Linked DNA regions of Homo sapiens: all the other regions are linked to region 2. A link is a contact called in ENCODE Hi-C or POLR2A ChIA-PET data. All regions are on one chromosome and are shown on one strand. The core of a region is the stretch at or near the end of the contact, and the rest is flanking DNA. Distances in the headings are between cores, read along the strand shown. Region 1 has its middle 19 kb from the start of CLDN1. Region 2 has its middle 58 kb from the start of CLDN1. Region 3 has its middle 90 kb from the start of CLDN1.

What was found. Hi-C counts contacts between places; a loop is a spot of excess contacts on that map. ChIA-PET counts read pairs that join two places held with the same protein, here RNA polymerase II (POLR2A). Pooled maps may share reads with other maps.
Region 1: a loop to region 2 is called in a map of mammary epithelial cell, with 2.3 times the contacts of the local background. The contact joins two enhancer-like sites. A Hi-C loop is called at or near these places in 6 of 168 maps with a recorded cell type or tissue (Caco-2, HepG2, MCF 10A and 3 more) and 3 of 50 pooled maps. POLR2A ChIA-PET finds 5 or more read pairs at or near these places in 3 of 52 experiments (IMR-90, MCF 10A and PC-9).
Region 3: a loop to region 2 is called in a map of PC-9, with 6 times the contacts of the local background. The contact joins two enhancer-like sites. A Hi-C loop is called at or near these places in 4 of 168 maps with a recorded cell type or tissue (MCF 10A, PC-3, PC-9 and 1 more) and 2 of 50 pooled maps. POLR2A ChIA-PET finds 5 or more read pairs at or near these places in 4 of 52 experiments (A673, MCF 10A and activated T-cell).

What each region holds. Positions count from the first base shown.
Region 1 is chr3:190,301,504-190,305,576 of GRCh38, forward strand. It overlaps a transcript of CLDN16 not described here. Among named protein-coding and RNA genes, the nearest start is that of CLDN1, 19 kb to the right of the region's middle. Within about 2 kb of position 2,513, at least 3 of the 41 ENCODE cell types and tissues checked have a DNase peak (open chromatin) inside an H3K27ac peak, as active enhancers do; they include mammary epithelial cell, where a contact is called at or near this core.
Region 2 is chr3:190,262,504-190,266,490 of GRCh38, forward strand. No RefSeq gene overlaps it. Among named protein-coding and RNA genes, the nearest start is that of CLDN1, 58 kb to the right of the region's middle. Within about 2 kb of position 2,733, at least 2 of the 41 ENCODE cell types and tissues checked have a DNase peak (open chromatin) inside an H3K27ac peak, as active enhancers do; they include PC-9 and mammary epithelial cell, where a contact is called at or near this core.
Region 3 is chr3:190,229,932-190,234,036 of GRCh38, forward strand. No RefSeq gene overlaps it. Among named protein-coding and RNA genes, the nearest start is that of CLDN1, 90 kb to the right of the region's middle. RefSeq lists an enhancer at 1,540-2,739. Within about 2 kb of position 2,105, at least 6 of the 41 ENCODE cell types and tissues checked have a DNase peak (open chromatin) inside an H3K27ac peak, as active enhancers do; they include PC-9, where a contact is called at or near this core.

The sequences.
Region 1 (4,073 bases), core at 1,263-3,762, 39 kb after region 2:
AAGAAGAAGAAGAAGGGGAAGGAGAAATTATCATCATGTCCAAAATGAAATTTCTGACTTTTTTTCAAACCTGCTCTCTCTCAGTCTTTCCACTTTTGGTTTATGTCTGCTCCATCCTATGAATTTCTTAGGCAAAAAGCTTTGGAATCATTTTTGACAAGTCTTTTGCTTTCATACCTCACATCTAGTCAATCAGCAAAAGCAGTTGACTCTACTTTAAAGTAAATAATATCCAGATTCTAACCACTTCCTCCTATGACAGACTGCAATCATCAAGCCGTCTCTTGCCTGGATTATTGTAATAACCTTCTATATGAACTCATTGCTTCCCTCCTTATCTACTTACGGTCTATTTTTCAACACAACAGGAAGAATACTCTTACTACGTCTCAATTTAGATCTATGTTTCCTTTGATCAAGACTTATTATCTTTTGCTTTCATTCAAAGTAAAAGAGGAAGTCTTTAGAATGGTCTGTCATATCCTATATATTTTAAATCTCTTTCCCTTTATGCCTTCATTTTAAAATACTATCTTCCTAGCTTACTTCATTGCAGCTGCGTTGGCCCCTTTGCTCTTTTCTGAACATGTTGTACGTGATTCTACCTTGGGGAACTTGCATATGTTATTTCCGGAATACTTTCCTACCAGGTACCACTTGATTTGTTTCATCTCTTTTAAATTATTTCTTAAACTTCACCTTCTCATTGAAGACTTCCATTGCCACATTATTATAAACTGTTACCTTCCTCCAACCTTCTCAATAGTTCTTGGCTATTTAGTTTAGGATTATCACTGTTTAATAAGCTATATAATTAGTATATCCATTTTATTATCTGCATTCCTTACCTAGAATGTAACTTCCTGGAAGAAAGGAATTTTTGTCTATTTTATTCATGGCTGCTGGGTTGCACAACTCCAGGGGCACCATTTCCATTATTGCAGAAAATATACTGCGAATGTTAGATTCTTAAAAATATTATGTGAGGCCAGTGTGGTGGCTCACGCCCATAATCCTGCAGTTTGGGAGGCTGAGGTGGGTGGAACACTTGAGCTCAAGAGTTTGAGACCAGCCTAGGCAATATGGAGAAACCTCATCTCTAGAAAAAAATACAAAAATTAGCTGGGCGTGGTGGCATGTGTGGGTAATCACAGCTACTTGAGAGGCTTAGGCAGGAGAATTGCTTGAGTCTGGGAGGTGGAGGTTGCAGTGAAATGAGATCATGTCACTGGAATCCAGCCTGAGCAACAGGAGTGAAACCCTGTCTCAAAAAAAAATATATATATATATATATATGAATCAAACAATCAATCTATGTTTAGAAAGTATGTCTGGTAAGAGTATATTACCATATACTGAAATGGAAAATAAAGCACAAGTCAAAATTATTTTTACATGATGCTCTGTAAAAAAATAAAAAATAAGAATAAACCCCAAAGCCTATCTCTGGGAAAGGAAAAAGGGCTAGAGAAATCACATCAAATTATTTGAAAGTTCTACCTTTGGGTAATATGACTATTATAATATTTAAAATATTTATTTCCACTTTTCTGTATTTTTCTACTTTCTTCATTAATAAGTTTTAATTTTATTATCAAATAAATACATATTGTGGTAAAAAATTATCACAAAAAATAATTTTAAAACCACTGCCCTTGCTGCATTGAAGCTTATATATCTTTGCTGTATTTCACTCTCATCTTCCAGCAAGTATTCTCTGCTATTCCTCACCCTTGATCTAGATGTCTGCTTGACCCAGATCACCTATAGGCTGTTGGATTTTTTAAATAGAGTCAAGCAGCAGCAATAGACACTTAGAAAAAGCACAGCATTAATAGAAACAGGAAACTTAATTGACAAAAATGATTTCCAAAAAGAAGTAAAAGCCTCTTCAGCATAGCAATGTGTTCTATCCCAGGTCAGCTCAGTTAAGAGATCTGAGCACAGTTTTCAAACTTTATCTTTCCTAAATTGGTGTGTGGGGGGGTTTGGGTGTGTGTTCACTTTTTTTTCTATTTTGGAAAAGGGGAACAAAGCAATAAATTACAAAAATAATGAAATAAGTGAACTAAAATCACAGAAATGCTATTCAATTAAAAATAAATGAAGCAAGCTTAAGGTTTAGCTAAGGACTCTCCTGAAAATTGCACATTAAAGAGAATAACTCAGACTCCACTTTATAAATAACAACTTACCCTCCTGAACTCACATGGTTTGATAAAAAGAAACCTGTTCTTTTAAACAGTATTTACTTTGTATTATTGACTATTCTTTGGAGGTAAATTAAAAATAATAGAGAAAGGCAAGAAAGAAGATCATTTGCCAAAGAAACATGACAAAAGCATCTGAAGGACCACCTGCTTTTAACTCCTCCTTTTCCCCACAAAACACAAAAAAAAGCCCCAATCCTGAACCAGAAAATAAAGCAACAACATTAGGGAAAGGGTGAACTGACAGCAAATCTATTAAGTGCCTGGATGGGTGTTACTCAGAAAATGTTTGGGACAAGGTTGGTCCTGAGAGATGACATAGGCCTGTGGTTTGCAATCCACACAGTATGTTGAAATCCTCTGGGAAGCTCCTGCTAGGACTCTCCTCTCAGAGGTTCTGATTCCTTTGATTTGGGTGAGGCCTTAGAATTGGGAAGTTTCAAAAGCTCCCAGGTGATTCTAACATGCTGTTATGGCTAAGAGCCACTGCATGGGTCTAAGGCCTTCATTTTATGAATGAAGAAACTGGGTGGAGATCTCCGTGGCTCACCTGGCTCATCAGTGGCAGAACGAGTGCTATGTTTCAAGTTTACTTCTCTTTCCACCTAACATCCTTTGTACTGCTTCAGCCCAGGACAAGGTCTTACTCATCTCATAGCTACTTTACCCTGCCTGCATTTAATGAGGCTGGCCCTGTGATAGGTGTCCCGTAAATATTAATTAAATAAATTCATATCTAGTTTTCAATTGCTGATAATGACCATATTGGAAAACTTATCAATAGAAGTGGAGTGTGCCAACTGCCAAGGGATTTCCAGAGTTTCCAGAGGTTCAGCATTGAGAAACTCTCTGATTGCCTATTTTTAGGACTCAACAAGCCATCCCCACATAACCCTAGAAGCTGCAATGACTTCTATCAAAGTTGCATGATACCAGCTAAATGAAGAGATTTTAGGGCAGGCTGGGGGTAAATGGGGTTTTTGGGAAATGAGGAAAGAAGGAAATTCAGAGACATTACACGTGAGCCACATGTAAAATGAAGGAAATATACACAACCAGATCATACTAGGAATAATGACAGGCTGAAAAAGGTGGGAATATGGGGACAAAGTGAAGTTTTCTCTTGATCTGGGCAAATATAGAAAGTGTTAAACAAGAGGAGGAAAGGTTTGAAGAACAATGGCATTCAGATAAGGATGAGCTCACACAGAGGTGATATCTACTTGGTATGATTCACAATCCAAGTTTTCCTTTAGTTATTTTCAGGAGCACCAAGATACTTTATTGCCTTTCAAACTTCTGCTGGCCTTGGCCTTACCTTCAGATATTTAAATTCTGTAGAAACAGAGTGAGAATTCTGATGCATCTGCTTAATTTAAGGAGAATTCAAGTCAAATTGACTGGCAATGATCTTTGCACCTCACCCATCATGCTAATGTCTGAGACTCCACATTAGAGCTGCAAGCCTTTACTTATAAGCCTGGTCTCAATATGAACATTGTCCAGGAACAGGCCACACTTAAGGTTGTGTCAGTTATTGATACTTTAAGATAATGAGTGAATGAGTTCCATCACATCCTTATGGAGTAGTTTTGATCATCATCATTACAGAAACAATAATGGGTTTCCAGCAGCTGTCTTTCACTCTTCCACCTTTGTGAGGAACAAAGCCACTTAAGTTTGCACAGTGCTTTATAGTTCACAAAATATCTTCATATCTTATCATTTATTATTGTATGTCCCCTTTTTATAGATGAGAAAAAGTATTAAGTAACATCTCCTGGCATCCTCTTCTATTACCACCCTTGATGAGGAACTCAATTTGAGAGAAATAGGGCATTCTAGTGGGTGGAGCCACTCAAA
Region 2 (3,987 bases), core at 1,483-3,982:
ACAGGGCAGCCCTCATGATTGATTAATCATATATTTATATCACACTTTGATAAACTGAAAAATGGGAAAAACTAAATTGTCCTATCATGTTTATTTTACAAAAGTCATGAAGAATCTCACAGAAACAGAAGAGTAATAACTTATTTTTCTTCTACTTTAGAAAACCAGGACTCTCTACAGAACACCTTACCCAAATTGCAATTGGATTTTCACACTCAACATCAACAAAGCAACCAAATAAGTATTTTTCACTACACTAGAGCTTGGAGTAGTTGCAAAGAAGTATGGCAGACTAGCTGGAGAGGCAGGACATCCACACAAGAATCAGGCAGGATGGAGCAATATTTATGTACAAACTCATATTGATATTTAAGTGTGAAGATTCCTCATGTCTGATATTGGGCTCATTTTGAAACCCTGAAGACAATATGTCCTTCCATGATTCTCCCCATAAACACCTCCTTTTACATATTTCAGAGGAGTTTTTGAGCATTCATGGTTCCTATGTTGCACACTCTTCCACACAGATCAAAGTGGCAAGTTTCATCCTGGCATGTCTCTCTCCAATAAACAGTCCTCAATGGCTCATGAGATTTATTATTTTCCCCATCCCACTTTTGAAGAAAGTATTATGGCAAGAATACCCCAAAAGAATGGTAATAGCTTACCTGCAGAGACCTTGAAACAGGGAGAAGAGGTGCTATTTAGAAATATATACAGCATTTCTACACAAAGTTCTGAGATTTTTTCTTCACTTATCATCACTATCTCTAAACAAAAAAGTGGAAGATAGTAAAAACTCTCCATTTTTCAATTCTGCATAAAACATGGCCCAAGCATATCAAAATAGCCAGGTGCATCCCCCGTGAGGGCTATAAGCCCCAGTAAACACTGGTTTTAATCATCCTCATGTGGTGGTACCATTGGTAGGCAATGAAGCCTAAAGCTTTTCCACACCCTTCCCTCGCTCTTGTAAAACTGGTTGAGAGGGAGGGTGGTGGCAGAGTGTAGTGGTTCTCACACCTTAGTGATCCAAATGAAAACTTGCTCCAAATAAAGATGCCTGCACCCTATCTCCAGAAGTTTTTTTTTGTAGCTTGGGGAAAGTTTTAGGAAACTGATTTATTAATACATATCCCAGGTAAATCTAATGCAGATAGTCTGGACATCATGCTTTAAGGAATACCACTCAGTTATAAAAAGGAACAAAATAATGTCATTGCAGCCACTTGGATGGAGCTGAAAACCATTATTCTAAGTGAAGTAGCTCAGGCATAGAAAACCAAATACCATATGTTCTCACTTAAAAGTGGGAGCTAAACTATGAGGACGTAAAGGCATAAGAGTGATATAATGGATCCTGGGGACTTGGGAGGTGGGGAGATTGGGGGGCAGGTGAGGGATAAAAGATGACATATTGGATACAGTGTACACTGCTCAGGTGACAGGTGCACTAAAATCTCAGAAATCATCACTAAAAAGCTTGTCCGTGTAACCAAAAACTACCTGTACTCCAAAAACTATTGAAATAAAAAAATGGAAAAACACTCGAAAGAAAGAAAGAGAAAGAAAGGAAGGAAGGAAGGAAGGAAGGAAGGAAGGAAGGAAAAAAGAAAGGAAAAGAAAAGAGAAAAAATACTAGCATGACATCTAGGAGCTCAAGATTTCAAGTCAGAAAAATCTAAATTTAATCTAAAATTTTAAATCCAAAAGCCTGGGATTTTCTGATCTTAACCGTTGGGCGAGTTGTTCTACCTGCTTAAGCCTTAGTTTTGTTACCTGCTTAAGCCTTAGTTTTGTTACCTGCTTAAGCCTTAGTTTTGTTAAAAGGAAAAAAAAAACCTAGACAAGTTTAAATTTAACTGAGTTTATTTGAGGGGAAAAGGAAAGCATTCAACAAACAAACAAAAATGATTCACAAATCAGGCAGCCCTCAGAACCAAAAGGTTCTAAGAACTCCTGATCTACAGTGTGTTTAGGCAGTTTTTATGGATAGAAAATAGAAGTGAGGCAAAAAGGACAACTTAATTGTTACAGTTTATTTCAATTAGCTGGCCCCCTACAACTGAGGAAAGCTCAGCTACTGTAACTAACCAGAATCCAGCTACCCATATACGAGTATCCTCCCAAGTTAATTGGTTTTACTAGCGTGAAGGACTCCATATTGGTTAGATCTGTTGGGCCTAGAACAGGAACTTAGTCTAAATCAATGGCCTCCTACAAATTTTATTCAACATTTTTTTTCAACTATAAAATGGGAATAGTGACACCTCAGAGTGGTGGTGTAAGTTTTAAGGGGCACTAGGTATATAGAGAGCTTAGCTCTGTGACTGCCACATAAGAGGCACAAAACCCAAAATCCATGATGAATATTATTTGATATAACTTCAAGCGTAAACTAGGGCAACTCTTACACGGTTTGACATCTTGAAGTCTCTAAATTTATTTCTAAATTTAAAAAATAATAATGGCATTATTTTCCTTACAATAATGGCAAAGCACAATGATATAATGAGTTTTTTTTTTTCCCCGTCAACTACAACCACTACATTGAAGAATAGAAATTTAATTTGAACACTAGGACATGGGATATTTGTCCTTCAGGAATCTGTAGTTTCATAAGTTCAGTGCCAATAAAGGTTTTTGAGGCAGTCATGTAGACGTGTTGAAAAAGATTCTGACAGTCACCATAATATGAGCTGGTGACTATAACCCAGCCATCTGAGTGTCTGTTCTGGTGTCCAGGGCCAATACCAGCTCTGCAGTTCTGTCTTTTTTTTTCCCACAGGAATGTAAGACTCAAATGAGGAAATGCAATGAAAGCAATTTGAAAAGTGTACAACACTGTGCAGATAATAGAATTGTTATGAGGCCTCTGTTCTGAAAGCCAGAGAAGATAACACCCTAAAGAAATAATAGACCATCTCATAAAGAAGTTTCATTGTTTTGGACTGATGGTAAGTATAGTTACATGCCACCATCTGTTGGGTAACTGAATAGCTGATGTGCACATGGCTAGAGGAATTACCTGATTCAAGAATCAGATAGAAGTCCCAGATCAGATAGTTTTTAAGGTTTCCTTCTATTCAGATGTGGGATGATTCTAAAAAAAAAAATTGAATGAAACATTCAAAAAAATAGAGATGAAAAAATTATTCTAAATTTTGCTATTGAACTGACACACTTTCTAGAAATAAATTCAAAGTAAAATATGTAGTTTTACAAACCTGTATTTTTCAGGCAACAGCGCGATCAAGTAAGGAAACAAAGCCAAAATTATATGGACCAAGTTGTTTACTAAATGAAAATTCTAGCCTTCATTATGGCTGTGGGATTTGGCTCTCCCAGAGCTATCACACCTGGCTTGTTGAGCAATAAATACCTGTGGCACCATGAGTCAGATGGGGCATTAACTGGCAAGTCAAGAGAACCAGGCACACTACTGGAGTGACGTCTTTCCGCCTGCAAAGATACAAGACTTGCTGTCCACAAACTAATTAAGCATGATGTGGATAGAAAAGGGGAAGGAGGAGGGAGTAAGAGACCCGGGACTGGGAGCTTCTTGGCAGAAAACATTTCTGTCAACAAACTTTCAGTCTGTTAGGCTCCACCTCATGTGATCTTTCAATACTTTGCATGCCTCTGTACAACTCATCAGATCTGTGTTGCATATCTTTCTCCAAGAGGCAGGAAATATGTCTCATTTTTCTGTATCTTTAATGACAAACAATGTCATTGCATAGAACTCAGCATAAGGCTATTAACTGAGTACAATAGCACAGATTAAAAAGTATCTCAGGTTCAAAAAATATTGCCAGTTAGTGGTAGAAAATCCATGTCCTACTCTGAACTTCTGGGAAAATGAATATACATTAACTTTAAGGACAATAATCAGAGATACTGTAATATAGGACTACTGTGAAACCTGGTGGGCAGAGCTCAGAGTAGCATGAAGCTCTTTCAGTGCTGAAGCTCTCTCCTTGAGCC
Region 3 (4,105 bases), core at 855-3,354, 33 kb before region 2:
TTTCTCATTTCAATCATTCAATGTAAAATGAAACTGAAACATGTTTGCTCCTGTCCACAAGGAATTCCCAATTTCATAGGTCATGAAACACACACACACACACAGTCGAGTGAAACATGAACAGGGAACTAGATTGAGATCACTATGAGTGGAAGTGGTCAGGGACATATTGTAGAGTACGGAAGAAGAAAGGTAAGAATATTTTTAGAGAGTAGAAAATCAGCCACCCATTTTGGATGATTGTAATAATCAAGTTGCGCTCCACCTCCAGGCTCTAACTCTCATCTGTAAACATGCCAAAGGGAATAGGACATTGAATTCTTGGCTGGAAATGAAACAAACAAATGAATCATCTAAAAATTCAAGGTTAGAGTAGGTTTTCATCTGATGAGAATGAGAGATATCTACATTAATGGGCTCCCTGCTGATGCAGTATCCCACAGTAACTGAATCTGGGATATCTGCCACCTTTTACCTTCTTCTACTGGCAGCCTCACTCATAACCAGAGTTTGAGAAACCAAACCATAACTTTTTCTGAGCCACTATGGAAATCATGGTGAAGGAGGAGACAAAGAAAAGGGCAGTGGATTAGAATTCAGAACTGGATTTTGTCTTTGTGTTGTGGCAACTGGATGAGTATAACTTTGAGCAACTCACTTCATCTCCCCACATTCCAGTTTCATCACCTGTGAAATGGGGCTAATGACACCTGCCTAGCCTACCTTTTTCTTAAAGAATGAATGAAGAGCCATATGTGAAAATGCCCTGAAAATCATAAAATATATAAAACATTACACAGATGTACAAATATACCTGATACATTTTTCATGATATATGATTTCCAAGGGATTCTTCTTATAAAACCCCTTCCATTCTCGCTTGCAATTCAGCAAGCACTCCTTTAAAAATATCTTTGCCTCAGCATAATTCCCAAATTTCTGATATACACAGAGATAATTGTGAAAGTATTGTATGCAAAAACTGTTGAAAAAGAGTCACTTTCTTCAAAGCCTACTCTTCTACGAAATTGTTGGTTGTTGTTTTTAGTAGGGCTCACTATGCTAGGTGAGCATGAGCATTCTTACCAGATATATGGTTTAATGTGGAGGGTTAGGGTAGAAGTCAGTGAAGGAGGGGGAAAATTAAAACATAAAGGCTAAAGAATATTGTTTCCTGAAAACCTGTTAAAATAAGCAAATAATAACCAATTCTGTGTGACATTTTACTCTCTACCACCATGCTATTCAAAACGTGCTTTGTGCATGGGCCACCATTGGGAGCTTGTTAGAAGTTCACATTACCGGGCCCTACTCCAGACCAACCAAATTACAATCTGTATTTTAACATGATCTTCATGTAATTTGTATGCCTAGCCTGTTCAAGTTTGAGATTCGCTGGCCTATGAGGTACATCCAGCTACATAACGCCACCTACTTCTTAAGACTATTTTATTAAAAACAATATTGTTAATACCTTGCCCTCCACATGGCCATGTGTGGTAGCTGAGGGATTTAAAAGTAGACTTTCTGCCGGGTGTGGTGGCTTACATCTATAATCCCAGCACCTTGGGAGGGCAAAGTGGGCAGATACATGAGGTCAGGAGTTCGAGACCAGCTCGGCCAATATGGTGAAACCCCATCTCTACTAAAAATACAAAAATTATTTGGGTGTGGTGGCACGTGTCTGTAATCTCAGCTACTCAGGAGGCTAAGGCACGAGAATCACTTGAACCTAGGAGGCAGAGGTTGCAGTGAGCTGAGTGAGATTGCACCACTGCACTCCAGCCTGGGTGACAGAGCAAGTCACTGTCTCAAAAAAAAAAAAAAAAAAAAAAAAGACACTTTCTGACTCTAAAGCCTATGTTTTTCCCACTACAGATGTCTTCTGTTCCATTCATCTCTCTTGGATATTACATTATGAGGACCTACCTTGAAACCAGATGTGACCTCCAGTAATCCCTTCTGACTTTAAGATCCACTAATTTATTTAAAATACCCTACTTATATAACCCTATCTCATGACTCAGTAAAAAATTACAGAAGCAGAGGAAGAAGTGCTTCCTTTTGTGGGACATTCAGACGCTTTGGGTTTGTGCCAAGATGTCAGGGGAAGTTCCCATTTCACATTCTTCTTCTTTTGCTTGGATAATTGAGGATCTCAAATGATGTCAGACTTTCTGAGGTCTTTCTGTGAATTCATTCTTGGCTGATCTCATCATCAGAATGCCACTATTATAAGGTACCGCCCCTGGAATTGCTCAAACTCAGCAGCTGACTAGACTTCTTCAGGATGCCTCAAGGCATCCACTTGAAGGGCCACTTGGAGCAAAGAGTCTATTTCTGTTCTTAGGTGAAGGCCTGATTCAGTTGCTTACTACAAGTGCTTGAAATTTGCTACTGGATGTCCTTCATCTTTCTCTTTCTTAACAGATTCCCAACTTATCACAGAAAATATGTTTGTGATAGCAGTAAACAGACAGTGGTTGACAAAACTGTATCATCAGTGATTTCTTACAGCAGAGAACTATGGGATTAACCACACCTCACTTAGTGTAAAATACACACTGTATATGGGCAGAAAAAAGAATCATACGAACCAAAAAATGAAACATCCAGGGGATAATAAAAATACTATGATTATATCCTGAAGCTTCCTGGCTTACCAGATGTGCCAACCTTAGTTTTATTTAGTGATGAGGTACATATCATGTCCCTTAAAATCCTCATGAGTTAGCTCAATTGGCTTTCCAGATGGAGACCAATGGTCCCAAAATATCTCACCTCCTTCCTCTCCATCCCTAGGATGTAGCACAGAAGACACCCACAAATTCAAGAGAGCTTTAAGGTAAAATACCTGTGGAAACCCTCAATGAGTAGATAGACTCAGAGTCACTCACAAAATGAGAACAAGTCCCCAGATGATTGTCTCTGTTTAGTGCATTACAGTGAGAAACGTGATTTTATTCCCCACTAAGTCTTTCTAGCCATCCCTGGAGCCCCAGCCACCTTATAAAATGCATTTAACTGTTGCACTGTCATTCTTCCTATCTACAGATGCCCACAGATCTTTGCTTATGGGATTCTTTCAGCCTGAATGTTCTTCACAAACTCTGCCTTTCTAAATCCCAGGAACATTTCAATGCAATTCTTCTCTGAAGCCTTCCTTGGTTACTAATATTAAATCTAACACCAAATTCACAGCTTATGTGTTTCCTAGAGCACTTGGATGTTCTGCCTGTTTTAGAGTTTTTTTGTCATTGTTAGTCTGTCTTGCTCGCCACATATCAATCTGTTTTACTAGATTGTTTTACTTGTTTGTATGATTTTACAAGCTCCTATAATACCAATCTATCACACATTCTAAAACAGATGGGTGCAATAATAAATCGCCATTTGACTGGGGAACGTTTCTCTTAAAGTTAAGAAAAAAATATCAGGCCTTGCTCCTCCAAAAATGTCAGGTGGATCACCTGAGGTCAGGAGTTCGAGACCACTCCTCCACTGTGGAGTAGACAACCCATGGTTATAACCCTCAAACCCTGTGGTCCTTTGAGGTTGCCACTGTATCCAGGGGGTGTAACCAAAGCAGTAGGATTTGCTCTCTGGCCTCCATGAAAAAGAGTTCTTTACTTCAAAAGTAGTTCCACCCTTCCTCATTTCACAAAACCTAATGCTTTGCTATAATACAACATGATATAGTAGTAGACTCCAAGAAGTTTTCTTTATCTTTTAGAAATTAATATGTGTGACACAAGTTATAAAAAATTAAAAGAATGGGTAGTTTTATAAATCTCATTTTATCTACAAGTCTATATTTTAAGTTTTTCTCTATGTTGCTATGCAGAAAAAAAGAATTCAAACAATTCTGACAAAAACTAGTAATTATTTCATAACTGAGGCTGTTACAAGAAAGATGGCTTGAAAGGGCAGGTGCTAAAAAACATAAAAAGATTCTGTAAAGGGTTCTGATGGGACAGAAATGGCAAATTTAAAAGAGAGGTAAAGAAAATTGGAGAGAGGAGCTTCTAATGACAAAATATTGTAGTGAGACTAAAGACAAGACTACTTTGAAGACTACAGAATCAAATATAATACTTCACAAAAT